Linked DNA regions of Mus musculus: region 2 is linked to region 1. Evidence: chromatin contacts called from ENCODE Hi-C or POLR2A ChIA-PET data. All regions are on one chromosome and are shown on one strand. Each heading gives the region's core, a stretch centred on a gene start or an enhancer-like site at or near the end of the contact. The rest is flanking DNA. Distances are from core to core; before and after follow the strand shown. Region 1 holds the start of Sik3 (SIK family kinase 3). Region 2 holds the start of Apoa1 (apolipoprotein A-I).

What was found. Hi-C counts contacts between places; a loop is a spot of excess contacts on that map. ChIA-PET counts read pairs that join two places held with the same protein, here RNA polymerase II (POLR2A).
Region 2: POLR2A ChIA-PET joins it to region 1 with 11 read pairs in embryonic stem cell. The contact joins the promoter of Apoa1 here to the promoter of Sik3 in region 1. A Hi-C loop is called at or near these places in 19 of 37 maps with a recorded cell type or tissue (adrenal gland, gastrocnemius, heart and 4 more). POLR2A ChIA-PET finds 5 or more read pairs at or near these places in 4 of 5 experiments (Patski and embryonic stem cell).

Annotation. Positions count from the first base shown.
Region 1 is chr9:46,009,772-46,016,805 of GRCm38, forward strand. Sik3 (SIK family kinase 3) reads left to right here and starts at 3,049. Exons shown (of 25, transcript NM_027498.3): 1 at 3,049-3,359. The coding sequence starts at 3,087. It also overlaps a transcript of Pafah1b2 not described here.
Region 2 is chr9:46,226,060-46,233,093 of GRCm38, forward strand. Apoa1 (apolipoprotein A-I) reads left to right here and starts at 2,571. Exons shown (of 4, transcript NM_009692.4): 1 at 2,571-2,677; 2 at 2,879-2,940; 3 at 3,057-3,210; 4 at 3,746-4,410. The coding sequence starts at 2,898. The coding sequence ends at 4,343. It overlaps Apoc3 (apolipoprotein C-III), which reads right to left. Exons shown (of 4, transcript NM_023114.4): 4 at 6,991-7,034.

The DNA.
Region 1 (7,034 bases), core at 1,799-4,298:
TGCCTGCATCTGAATTCGGGCCCTACCACTTCCTGGCTCTGTGACCTTGGACAAACCCCTTAGTGTCTTCACTTCTCCTTTTCCTTGGCTGCAGAATCTGTCTAGTAATACAACACCTCTCCAGACCCTGTTGTAAGATTTTGTTTTGTTTTGAGACAGGGTTTCTCTGTGTAGCCCTGGCTGTTCTGGAACTTGATTTGTAGACCAGGCTGGCCTCGAACTCCAAGTGCTGGAATTAAAGGCCTGTGACACCAGGCTTGTTGTAAATCTTAAGTGACTTTATAATATTATCAATGTATACTGTGCAATCCAGTGCTTGGCAAATAGTTGTTGTTGTTATTATTATTATTTTATTATTATTTTATGGTGCTGGGGATCGAGGTCTCTGAGAACCCAGCAAGCCTTTATCCAGATCCCTGAATAAACGCACTGAATGCACACCTTCTCACCCCATTCCACAAAGGCAAGGAACACCCTTATCTGGCTATCCTATACTCACTGCTAGGGAACCAGCAGGATAGGTCTCTTTGGAAATTAAAGCAATGCTCCATTTTCCTAGCTCCTCCTCAAGGCTTTCTTGAAGTGAGGGGTGGGGTGGGGGAGTGATACAATGAGAATTTGAATAAGAGGTGCAGCTCAGTTGGTAGAGTGAGTGCACAGTAAAGCATTATCACGGAGCCCCGAGTTTGATCTTCAGCACTGCATGAGATAGGTCAGGACATTGCTGGGCAGTGGTGGCGCACGCCTTTAATCCCAGCACTCGTTGGTGGGAGAGGCAGGCGGATTTCTGAGTTCGAGGCCAGGCTGGTCTACAGAGTGAGTTCCAGGACAGCCAGGGCCATATAGAGAAACCCTGTCTCGAAAAACCGAAAAAACAAAACAAAACAAAACAAAAACAAAAACAAAAAAACCCAAAAAAAGACAGGTCGAGCACACCTGTAACTCCTGTATTTGGGAAGTGGAAGCAGAGAGATCACAGATTCAAGGTTGTCCTTGGTTACCCAGAACTTCTGAAATCAGCCAGGGCAAAATGAAACTTTGCTTAGCTGGGTGTGGGTGTGGTAGCTACAAGCCTTTAATCCAGCACAGGGGAAGCAGAGGCAGGTGGATCTGTGTGTTTGAGGCTGGCTTGATTACGTATTCAGTTCCAGGATATCCAGGACTACATGGAGAGAGACTGTCTCAGAGAGAGAGAGAGAGAGAGAGAGAGAGAGAGAGAGAGAAAGAAGAAGAAGAAGAAGAAGAAGAAGAGAGAATTTGATCAAAACAAACAAATTTTCCAATTATGTCTAAATGTCTAAGAGTGGAAGACACTCTGGGTGCACAGCCTAGACAAGAGTGGCTTCAGTACTGATTCTAAGCCTTCCAGAGAGAAAGCTTGTTTTTCTTTGTCTTACCAGGAGAGCTCCCCACCTCCAGGGAGATGGTAAACCTCATTCTGAGGTCCAGCCCCTAAGTTATTGGCTTTGCTAGATTCCAGCAAGGGCCATGAAGTTGTAAGGGCCACACCCAATCATTCATCTCAGATTTCGTAATCTCACTTGATGAATAGGTTTAAGCAGCCTAAGAAGCAAGGTCCACTTCATCCCTGTCTTTATTTGCTTGTAAAGGAGCCAATTAGTGTTAATTGTGCTGGCAATTTGAAATAGCCACCAGGGAACTGATTCAAGGCAGTTGTGGGATGACCCCTCTGTCCCATCCTAGACCCAGCCATTACTTATGTCACATGGGGGGAATCAGAACATTGGGGAAAGACCTGTGGTCAGAAAGGGTAAGCATGTATTTCCTTTCTCACATACCCAGTGACCTGGATGTCACTTTTTGATACTGCACAGAGATGTGACAATACTCCTGTGCCATGGAGGGAGATACAGGTGTGGGTAGAATAGCACTGGATACATGAGATACAATTATATAGAGGAATGCACACAGCCTTCTTCCTTCCTTTTCTAACGGACCAAAGGCTATCTCTCCTTTACAGCCCAATTTCCTATCCCCACCAGAGGCAGATAAATCAATCTACTTAATAAGGAAGGAGGAGGGGGAGAGGCTCAGTTACAGCCCAGGATGTGGAATGTCAGATAACAGGAGGGAAGAAAGAGGGATATGAGTTTTATTGCAGGGGTTATTAATTTGATCACTCTTAATGTCCTTGGAGAGTCATTAGTAGGGATGGAATTTATATTAGTTACTCGTTTTGCTTAACGGATTGCTCATCTTTAAGCATGACGTGGCCCTGAATGCAACACACTTCACCAGTACTAACCCAGCAACAGAAAACGAGTGAAGAGATTCTGACCAACTGGCTGGAGAATTGTTCCGAGTCAGGGGTGGCAGGAAGGAAAATGACGGTCCTTTTCTGGCCCTCACCCACCCAAAGACTGGAACGCATGTTTGGGATGGGTTCAACATCCTTGAATATGCAAACTCTAATTTCCGCACTCTTCTGTGTTCGATGACTTATTAGATTGATTGTACGAAGTGAGCTGGGCTTTGTAAGAGTTTTTGCTGAACAATTCCCCTGCCTTGCTACCAACTTGGTTACAGTTGCTTAAATACTGTAGCTATTCCTGCCTCTGTGGCCTCCAGGGCTAAAGTGGGACAAGGCTGGTATTTTTGGTGACGAGGAAATCCTTTTAAGGGAGGTTTGGTGATGACTGAACTGGGACACAGGTCGGAGCAGGGATCCCATCAGCGAACCAGGGGCCATCGGGAGTCTGGTTCTGGGGTCTCCCCATCTCATATCCCTACCTCGCTAGGCGCGGCGGAAGCTTAGAAGTTGCTGCTGACCCTCGACGTTTTCAATGCCTGTTCCCCAGAGGGGGGCACTAGGGAGCCGGCGCCTCAGGAACAGGGACCCACGCGGGAAGGTCGAGCTCGCCCGGTGAGGTCACGGTTGCCATGGCTTCGGGCAGTGACGCGCGTCCGCACGTGACGCGCGGTTGCCATGGCGTCGGGCGCCCGGCGGCGCGGGAGCCCCGCCTCCCGGAGTGACGTCTGTCGGCAACCCCCCTCTTTCGGCCCCCCCGCGCCCCCTCCCCCCCGGCCGGCTCCCCGCGGCCCCGGAGGTTTCACTGCACAACAAGATGGCGGCGGCGGCGGCGAGCGGAGCTGGCGGGGTTGCCGTGGCCGGAGCAGGGGGAGCCGGGCCGGCCGGCCGCCTGCTGCCTCCGCCCGCCGCGGGGCCCCCGGCAGCCCCCGCCGCAGTGCCCCCGGCCGCCGTCCCGGCGCGTCCCACAGCCCCGGCCTCCCGCGGGTCGATGGCCGCTCGCATCGGCTACTACGAGATCGACCGCACCATCGGCAAGGGCAACTTCGCTGTGGTCAAGCGGGCCACGCACCTCGTCACCAAGGCCAAGGTAGTGGCGCTGGGGACCGCGCGGCTGCGGGCTGCGCTGCCCGGGGGGCGTTGCAGCAGGGCGGTGGGGCCAGGGGAGTCCGCGATTCCCCGGGGCTCGGGTCAGGGTCAGCAGTGGGGACCGGTGCTGGCGGGAGAAGGCAGGGACCTCAGAGCGGAGGGGTTCCGGAAGGGGGGGCTCCGGGAACTTAGCAGCTGGACATCGGAGAGGTCCCCAGGGCTGTGCGCAGGGTCGGGGGGGGGGGGTGACTGGAAAGGAGGCGTTGGAACTCTCTGGGGGCCGGCGGACTGCACGCCAGGAAGACTCCGGAACCAGCAATTAGGAAACCATCAGAACGAGGGCAGGGGCATATGAAATGTGGACCACAGGATGGGGGAGACGCGCAAACTGGCTGCCTCAGGCTTCCCAGGACGGCTGGGGCATGGGGCTGAGGGTGTGCGGTGGGGTGCAAGACACCGGGAAGAGAAGGACCTGGCACCTATACCAGAGAAAGGAATCCACGTTTGATTATTTAAGACGGGGAGATGGTGTCAGTTGTAAGCCTGAGGAAGTATACTTGATTATGGGAAGAGTCAGTGAAGAAAGCAGGGAAATAAGGGGGAAAAAAATGGAATGGACCCATGACCAGATGTCCCAAGGCTCAGGGTTCCTGGTGACACTAGCTAACCAAGGGTTAAACAATTTAGGATAAGATGGTTTGCTGGTTATTTTTAGTTGTCAGAGGGTCTGAAATGGTGGGCTTTTTAGAACTCGGGGTGGGCTTTTCAGTAGGGAAGGGAACCGTGGGATTGGCACGACAGAATTCCACTCATTTGGGCCCTTTGGTTCCCAAGGGATTTGAGGAGCTGTAGTAGTGAAACTGGCCAAGGTCAGTTAGGAAACCATGTATGTATACGCATGTAGTATATTTTTTAAAGGACTCAGAGGGTAGCACTTTTACCTATCTTTCTTCATTGAGAGTATCAAGGAAAATCATTCAGTTTTGATGGAAGCCACAAAACCCATTTGAATTCCCAACTCGTCTTTGCTCAATACCTCACTTAAATGGATACTTTTAACGTAGTAGTCATTCCTTATATTTAAAACAGTAGCTTGAGTTTTTCTTCCGCCTGGCTAATGAAAAACCTTTACTACCTAAGCATGCTCCTCCGGGAGACCCAGGACTCCCCTCCCCTCCTCCCCCTGGCCGCTGTTTACCTTAGCCTACCTTGTTTTGGCTTTTATAGCAGTCCCTCCCTGCCAGGACTTATCTGGGCCTCGTATCCTGCTTATTGGCAACCTGAAAGTTCCTTTCCTTGCCTCTCTCTGTCAAAGACTACAAGGGGCCCTTCTTCCGAGGGTGGCGGCGGGCAGAGTGATTGGTCAGTTTCACTTCCTCTGGTGGGACCCCTTCAAGCCTCAAGTCTTCAGAGCCCTGTGACAGACTCAAGTGCGCCCTCCTGTTGCAGTCCCTCCCTCAGGTCCGCAGCTGGAGCCGAAGCCGGCATCTCCTTACCCCCTACAGTGTGTTTACTGTTGGCCTAGTCAAACTTGTGTTTACAAACAGAATGCCTCTGTCCCTTGTTTTCTCTCCCCTGTCTGCTTCTGTGGTTATTTTGCTCTGACCTCTGGGAAATGGACTCCACAAACATAATTGGTTGTCTGGCTACGTTCTCTATGATTTAAAGAAATTTGAATTTTTATATCAAAATATTGATTAAAAAAAATCTATGACAAGCTGGTTTGAGTGTCTTATAAACATAACTGCAAACAGTTGATTCTTGGCTTTATATATAAAAGGGACATTTCTGTTTTCAGTAGTCAGCAAAGCCAGGGCCTAATTATGGTTGGTTTGGTTGCTTTCTAGTGTGTGTGTGTGTGTGTGTGTGTGTGTGTGTGTGTGTGTGTTTCAGTTTCCCCTGAGACCTTGGTATCCTTTAGGACTGCAGCCTTTACAGCACTGGCATGTTTATAGACGGGTGTCACTGTTTATGTTGGTTTTTATCTTTGATCGTTTGTGGTGTGCAGTTATGCAGTTCCTATGTATGGAAATATTCAGACTTGAATGAGGCTGAAATGGCTGGGACAATGAGTTGCATGTGTGGAGGAGACCACACCAGCGTTTGTTTGTGCTTCTGTAGCAATGTGCAGTTTCCTGGCTCCAGCTCCAAGGGCCCTATCTTTCTGCTACTTAAATGACTCTGCTGCGAGTGAAGCTCGATTCACAAGGCGCTGTCACGTGCTCAGAGTGCTCCATGGGCATATTTTGGCTTGTGCCCTGCTTATCTGAATACATTTTGGAAGGGTCCTTCAGCACTGACAGCTGAGCTGTGCCCAGCAGCTGCTGACATGGGTTGGGATGGCCTAGTAAGGCCATGGCTTGGTTATATAATGGCAGGGAAGGTGCCTCGGTCCTAGAAGTTGCTGGAGCTGCTGTTCCTTCCTCAGGAGCTAGGCTCTCCTGCAGTGTTTATCTCCCGCAGTCAGGTCGAATAGAGGCAAAGGATTGCTTTTCTTCCCTAGCTCTTTCTACACTAAGTTAGTCGTTTGCCCCTTTAAAGGTGTATGCTTTTTTTTTTCTTTCTGTTTCCTTCTTTATGTCACTGAATGGTCTGAGATTTTCTTCTAATCCTGTACAAAAATCAGACACAGGTAATAATGACGATGCCCATGTCAGCAGAAGGAGGTTAGGCAATAGGCATTTTCTATACATTGGAGAACTATTTATAAACCCCTCTTCCTACATGACCCATTCCAAGGACTAAGAAGCTAAAGCAAACTTCATTTATTGACTAAGCTACTGCACTCTGTCCAACAATAAGAGAAGCTGGCCCCGGTCCAAACTCTGTTAACTCAAACTTCCCAGAGCGAATAGGATAATGAAAAGAAAAGGAACCAACGGGACCCCCCCCCCTTTTTTTTCCTTTTCGTTGTTGGGACCTTTGCAGCGAGGCTCCCCCGTGCTGAGTCTTGACATCCCATCTCTGCAGTGCCGCCAGCCAGCGTCTCTGCAGAAGGCTCACAGGAACCACAGGCTCTGGTCAGCTAGCTCACCCCGGCTTTGTCCTACCTACTTTGATTTTCTTTTTAAAAATTTCTTTTGAGACACATTGCCCAAGGTTCTCTGTCTTTTTGGCAGAACATGATAAAATATTAAGATTTTTAAAAAATATATATTTCTCCCCTTCTCTGATTACTTATGGTCTGTTTCCTGTGCCTAATTGTACCTTCAAGCTAGCTGGATGAACAGAACAAAGAATAGCTACATTCTGTGTATATTAAAAAAAACTTCAGCTTTGCCAAAAACAGCCTGGTTTGATTTGTCTGCTGCTTAAGACTGGGGCACTGCTGGGCCCTGAATACTAGCTAAACCTCTCTGTGCTTGGATTTCGTCATCTACAATGGGATGAGAGTAGCACTCACCCCACAAGCTTCAGTGTTGGGTAGATTAACTGCGATGTGCAATGCTGCCCAGGCAGTGCTGGCATGCAAGGAGTAGGTAAGAAATGTCGTCATTTTCTTCAGGTGCAGTAGTCAGTAAGGTGAGTAAGACTGGCGAGGCCCCACCCCCCACCTTTTTTTTTTCCCCACTCTGGGAAGAGCTATTGACCTCAAGTGCCATTGATTCTGGATAGTGAGACACAAGCTGCATGCCACACTTTCATTCAAGGAGGGTTGGGGGGGAAACTACTGTTT
Region 2 (7,034 bases), core at 1,321-3,820, 220 kb after region 1:
GAACTAGAGGCCGGACCCGATCCCTAGCCCCTTGGGCACTGTCTCAAAGCTGGGGGGCAAGAATGTTCTTAGCATCTCTGAGCTGCCGTTTTTTCTGACAGGCAAACTACCAAGGGGGTGAACATGGCGTCCAGCCTTACAGGGGTGTCTCAAGTTTACTTTAAATGAGTTGCGGAGCAAATGTTAGGTTCAATTAGGATTAGCCAGCACGGTTTCAGTAACGAGCCAGAAAGAAAGATAGGACTGTGGGAAGCATCCTGGAAACCAACAGACACCCCCACCCCCACCCCACCCCCAAAAGACCTAAAAAACTACTCCTGTGGAGGCCACCTCCCTCTGAGTGCTCCCACAGCCCTCGGGGGCTGGTTTCAACCTGGAAAAGATGTCCTGCATCACAGCACCTGCAAGCCAGACACCTGCCTTACCCCATTTTTGCTGCCAGCAACTGGGGTCACAGGCTATGGCCTAGTAACAGAATGTGTTCGTGGCAGTGACCTCAGGAGTCTGGGATGCAGAACACTTGCCATTTGCTGTTGGTCACCTTTCAGCAGTTTTGCTTGAAATGTGTTCAGACTTCACAGACAACACAACACAAATAAAACTCTGGAGTTCAGAAGCTCAAATCATGGCTAAAAGCATGGGATTGTCAGAGTGATATTCTGTCTGAAAACTCTTTCATTCAGAGAAAACCTGCATTTTCTCTTCTCTCTTCCAGCACCCATGGATGGGTAGCCGAAACCCGCTTGGCTCATCTGCACACTCAGATTGCTTGGTCTCTATTTCTGTTCTCAAGTTTCTCCATGGTTTTGGCCCTTCTGCCTCCTCTAGCATATTGAGAGACCCTTGTGATTACTGTGCCCTCTGGATATCCCAGGCTACCCTTGAGTTCAAGTCCCCTAATCACATTTGCCATGTTAGACACCACGCACAGGTTCCTGGACTTAGTAAGTGCACACACATCTTTTCCATTTTGCTTCCCATACAGTGACTGGGATCATAAGGAAGCTGTGGCATGCTCTGTCATTATCTTTCCTTAGCAGATAAGAGACCCAGGGACGGAGAGGTTATGTAACCTGTCCGGGTCACCTGGAGAATAAGTTGCAGATCCCAGAACCAAGGTTCTCTCTGGTTGCAAAGCCTCCTGGGATGGGAGCAGCCTGGAATCCCAGCCACTCCCTGAACTGGTAGACAGATTCCAAGCTGGTTTCTAGGGAGTTGGGGAGTTTCCTAGGGAGATGGGCAGAGTACATTCCTGCCCTGGGTCCCAAATGCAGAGACCTGGGCGCAAGGTCCATCCTTGCCTCTAAGGCTGAGAGATAAAGGACACAGCAAATTCCTTCCACTCTCAACAGGCCCTTATCTAGAAGGAAGTTCATGGTAGAACCTCAAATAGATGGTCTCAAAAGTTCCTCTTAGCTTGAAAACTCACTTTCCATAATGGGATTTTAGAGATGATCTGTGGTTTTTGTTTGTTTGTTTGTTTTGTTTTGTTTTGTTTTGTTTTTAGATATTCTCATATAGCCCAGGCTGACTTCAAACTTGCTATATGGGCAAGGCTGTGGTTTTGAACTCTCAACCCTCTGACCTTCCAAGTGCAAAAACTGGCCACCGTACTCAGCCCACTCTACACAGCTACCCAGCTCTCCCATCCTGGCAAGTGAGCCTAGGCCCTCACCACTCTGGGAAGACATATCGTCACTGAACTACATGACCCCTTTTAGTGGTCATGGTATATGGTGAGGTTTTCTCTGGAAGGGAGGCTGAATAACAGCATCTACACATAACAAAAACATTGGCAACTGGGGCTGGAGAGATGGCTCAGCGGTTTAAGACCACTAGCTGCTCTTCCAGAGGTCCTGAGTTCAATTCCCAGAAACCATATGGTGGCTCACAACCATCTGTAAAGGAATCTGATTCCATCTTCTGGTGTGTCTGAAGACAGAGCGCTCATGTACCTAAGATAAGGAAGAAAGGAAGGGAGGGAAGGAGGGAGGGAGACAAGGAAGGAGCTAACAACTCCATGTTGGCCTCTGTCATTTCTTCTGAAGCATCAGAGGGGTCTTCATCCTCAGCTTGGGGATATGAGCCTGTCTGCATCTCACTCAGGCTGACACCTCAGTTGTTTTTGGATTTAGGGTTGGGAGGCTGGCTAAACATGTGGCATCTGGAAAGACAAATCCCCAAACCTGGGGGACCAGGGTGAGGTGAAAGGGGGAACCCCTTGGAAAGCAAAAAAAAAACTTTGGGGTGGGGCTGTGAGTGAAGGAGCCCACAATTCCTCCCTCCCTCCCTTGTTCCAGGCTCAGAGGGCACTAGCAACACAGAGGAGTCCAGGAGTGGGCTCCATGAGACTATCTTGAAGAAGACATACACCTCGGGATGGTGCAACTGCCTTACCCCTGGGGACCCCTGGAGTCTGCAGCCACCCCCTGCTGCCCCCACCTGAACCCTTGATCCCAGCTCGGCAGCCCCCGCAGTTTCCTGTTTGCCCACTCTGTTTGCCCAGCCTCAGGAACAGAGCTGATCCTTGAACTCTAAGTTCCACATCGCCAGCAAAAGTAAGCAGTGGCAGGGCCAGGCTGAGCTTATCAGTCTCCCAGCCCAGCCCCTGCCCACACACATATATAGACCAGGGAAGAAGAGCTGGACACCCAGACTGTCGGAGAGCTCCGGGGAGGTAAGTGCTGCTACCTGCCTTCGGTGGCTCTGGCTCCATAGCGCCTCCCAGTTGATGCTCCACTGTCCAAATCAATACCGTGGATATCTCGCACCTTTAGCCATTCTAGCCAATGCTTCCATGGGCTTGAATTGTGTGTGGAGCCTTTCCATGACAATGCCTCCCTTCAGCCCAGCCCTCCTCCTCCTTCTTCTTCTTCAGGTCACCCACACCCTTCAGGATGAAAGCTGTGGTGCTGGCCGTGGCTCTGGTCTTCCTGACAGGTAGGTGCCTCTTGACCTGCGTGGGACTACCTTCCTGGGCACAGAGAACAGAATTCCCACTGTTCTCTTCCCTGACTCCGAGTCTAACCTAACATGGGTCTCCCCTCCATCCCCAGGGAGCCAGGCTTGGCACGTATGGCAGCAAGATGAACCCCAGTCCCAATGGGACAAAGTGAAGGATTTCGCTAATGTGTATGTGGATGCGGTCAAAGACAGCGGCAGAGACTATGTGTCCCAGTTTGAATCCTCCTCCTTGGGCCAACAGCTGAAGTAAGGAAAGACCTAGCGTGGGGCCTGGAGCAGGTCAAGGGCTGCCCATCCAGGGTGGGCAGAGAGACCAGTGAGAAGATGCTGGAACTGAGCTGGCTAGCCCTTCACGGGCTTTCCTACCAGCTGGGCACCATGGCAGGTTCCAGTGGAGGACTAGGGATGGGATTCATCTGGCTGTTGGGTAACCACAGCCCCTCATTCAGCCTATGAGTGCCAAATCCCTTTTCCTTGGTAACCCCCAGTACTGGTCAGACAGCACCCAAAACAAAACAAAACAAAACAAAAAACAAAAAACGGGACTGGCCTTGTAACCAGCACCGACCACATCTGTGTTCTTGGTGCCTTCCGCCATGTGTACAGAGGAATGTAAAGGGAAGGCAGTGAGTTAGAGGGTTGCATGTTCGGGGAAACTAGGACCATAGCAACTGCACATTAGGGGACAGGTGGCACCCAGCTATCATGTGCATGGATCTGCAGACCAGGGGCAGCGCATGATGCCTGGGCTCGTCTCTCAGCCGCTCTCTTCCCCCTCTAGCCTGAATCTCCTGGAAAACTGGGACACTCTGGGTTCAACCGTTAGTCAGCTGCAGGAACGGCTGGGCCCATTGACTCGGGACTTCTGGGATAACCTGGAGAAAGAAACAGATTGGGTGAGACAGGAGATGAACAAGGACCTAGAGGAAGTGAAACAGAAGGTGCAGCCCTACCTGGACGAATTCCAGAAGAAATGGAAAGAGGATGTGGAGCTCTACCGCCAGAAGGTGGCGCCTCTGGGCGCCGAGCTGCAGGAGAGCGCGCGCCAGAAGCTGCAGGAGCTGCAAGGGAGACTGTCCCCTGTGGCTGAGGAATTTCGCGACCGCATGCGCACACACGTAGACTCTCTGCGCACACAGCTAGCGCCCCACAGCGAACAGATGCGCGAGAGCCTGGCCCAGCGCCTGGCTGAGCTCAAGAGCAACCCTACCTTGAACGAGTACCACACCAGGGCCAAAACCCACCTGAAGACACTTGGCGAGAAAGCCAGACCTGCGCTGGAGGACCTGCGCCATAGTCTGATGCCCATGCTGGAGACGCTTAAGACCCAAGTCCAGAGTGTGATCGACAAGGCCAGCGAGACTCTGACTGCCCAGTGAGGTGCCCGCTTCCACTCCCCACCCCCGCATTGGCTTTCTTACAATAAACCTTTCCAAAATGGAATAGCTTCTTTCTTTGGGGGACATAGGGCGGGCGCTAAGGGGACATCAAGGGACGTGAGAACATGGTGCCGCACTGGGGATTCCTTTGTACGCGACTACTCAGCTCTTAACGCTCACTCAAGCTGGGCACCTGGCTGGTTCAGGGTATGAGACAGAATCCCTTCCTAAGAAGGCTCCAAGGGAAATGGATGGCCAGGCAAAGCAACAAGGAACCCCAAAAGGGCCCCACAGAGGCTCAGAACACTAGTGCTGTAAACCAGGATGAGAGTGTCTGGCAATAGGACTGGCTTTGAGACCGCTGGTTTCTTGTGCTAGCCGAGTTTCCAGGTGGGGTCCAGAGGGTGCAGGACGGGAGCCTCTTCCACTCCCTAGAGCCAGGATTCCTTCAGGAGCCAGGAAGATTGGAGTTATTGGGTGGGTGCTAATAAAAAGCCTGGAGCTGAACCCGATCTCGGTAAACAATTCCCTTTGATCTTTCCCTCCGGTGCACCCACACAGTGTGCTGAAAGGGTCAAGGCTGCAGCTACTCTACCTGACAGTTGGATACAAAAACAAACAAACAAACAAACACCCCTCTCCATGATGCTGGTGACCACACATTTACTAGAGAGGCCTTCATATCCATCTCTAAATCCTGAAGGATGGCCTTTAAGTCCACACCAGTTGGGGAAGCTGAGCTGGGAGGTCTGAAGTTAGTCACTGCAGAAAAGGTGGGTCAGGATGTGCCGTTCCATTTTAAAACAAAACAAAAACAAAACAAACAAACAAAAAAACCCCTTTTATTACATGGGGCTGGTAAGGTGGCTTATCAGGTAGAGGCACTTTCGGAAGTCTGAGAACCTGAGTTCAGTGCTTAGAAGACACACACACACACACACACCCCACAAATATAAATAAAGGTATATAAAATATTTAAATTTTTATTAGACTTATTTAGTGTGTGTGTGTGTGTGAGTGTGTGTGTGTGTGAGTGTGTGTGTGTGTGTTTTCACGTGCCACAGAACATGTGTGGAGATTAGAGGACAATTTGCAGGTATCTGTTCTCTTTTCCACCATATAGGTCCCAAAGATCAAAAACTCAGGTCACCAGGATTAGTGTAGCGAGCGTCTCTACTAGCTAAGCCATCTTGCCAGTTCTTGTTTGTATTTATCTACTAGCTAAGCCATCTTGCCAGTCCTTGTTTGTATTTATTTTATTTGGAGACAGTGTCTCCACTAGCCCAGGCTAGACTCAGATGAGCTCTGATCTTTCTGCCCCATCTCCCAAGTGCTGGGGGTTTCAAGGATGGTCCACCACTGTTACTCTGTGCTGAGACAAACCCAGAGCTCTGTGCATGCAAGGCAAGCCCTCTACCACCTGAGCTGCCTGCCAAGCCCAGACTGTTCATTGTATAGACTTGCCCGCTATGGAGTGTAACCAAGCACTCATGTTCACAGGGTTGAGGATGTCTGCAGAAGCACTCTCACACCAACAGCCTTCCTCTCATCTGCCCCTCTTCATGCCTGTGTTGGTATGCAGGTGGTCTCCATCCATCCCCGGTGTATCTTCATGAGCCCCTGGCTGAAGGGGTGAGTTTTTAAATCCACAATCATGCAGAGCCACAGCAGACATTAAACCAGGTTTGGGTAGGAAAGTTTCCCGGTGTGGACAATGAGACTTCTGGCTCTTGGTGGACAGGAAGAGAAACCCCTATTGGATTTCCAGAGAGAACATAGTCCAGTCTGCTGGCTGTGCCAATGCAGTCTGGAAAGGAGCTTCCAACACCTGGCAGAGGCTTTTCCGGTGCCAGCAACGTGGAAAATGGAAAGCTGGCCCTGCAGTGTGTTTTCTCCTGATCCGGGGCAGCCACTGGCACTCTCTGAACATTAGTCTTTTACTCTATAATGTGCAAGACCTGTTTTGTGACACTGGGTCTCTTTGAAGTGAGTGTTTGGGGGTGGCAGGAACTTAGCAAGCAGCCCTTTTGGGATTCTGAGGACACTGGGTCTCCATTCCAGTCTAGAAGGTCACCTAGTTTAGCTATCACAGTGAGGACTGTTTACAAGGGGTGTGCGCATGCGGCACCTCATGCTTTTAGACACTACCATTTCATTTCTACAACAAACCTTCAGGGGAGGGGCAGGTCCTACCCACTTTATTCATAAGAAATGGAAGCCGCTACACTGCAGTGGGGTTGAGACTTATCCGACCACCCTCCCAATCTGCCTCCTTCCTTTCCGCCTGTTTAAAGGGGCCAGGCAGCCTGGGCTGTGCAAACCAGCTGCACGGGGTTGGTGATCATATCTGACCTTAAGCCTGGAGATGACATAAGACTGCTAGCTAGACAGATACTACACTCCAGCCACGTCGTCCACGTTGTCCTGCCCTTGACAGGTTTATCACAGATTGTAACTGCAAATCTGTCGTTACCTGATTTGATCTTTCCCATTAAGTCAAGCAGGGAAGCGGAGTTAGTCCCACGTACAAAGGAAGAAGCACCCCAGAGACCACTAAAGAGGTGGATGACCTACAGCCCCAGGTCCACCCCTTCAACAGGCCTAGCTCATCCCCATGCCCAGACGTCCAGGCACATGGGACACCCACTAACAGCAGCTTCTTATCCAGCTTTATTAGGGACAGCATGTTTA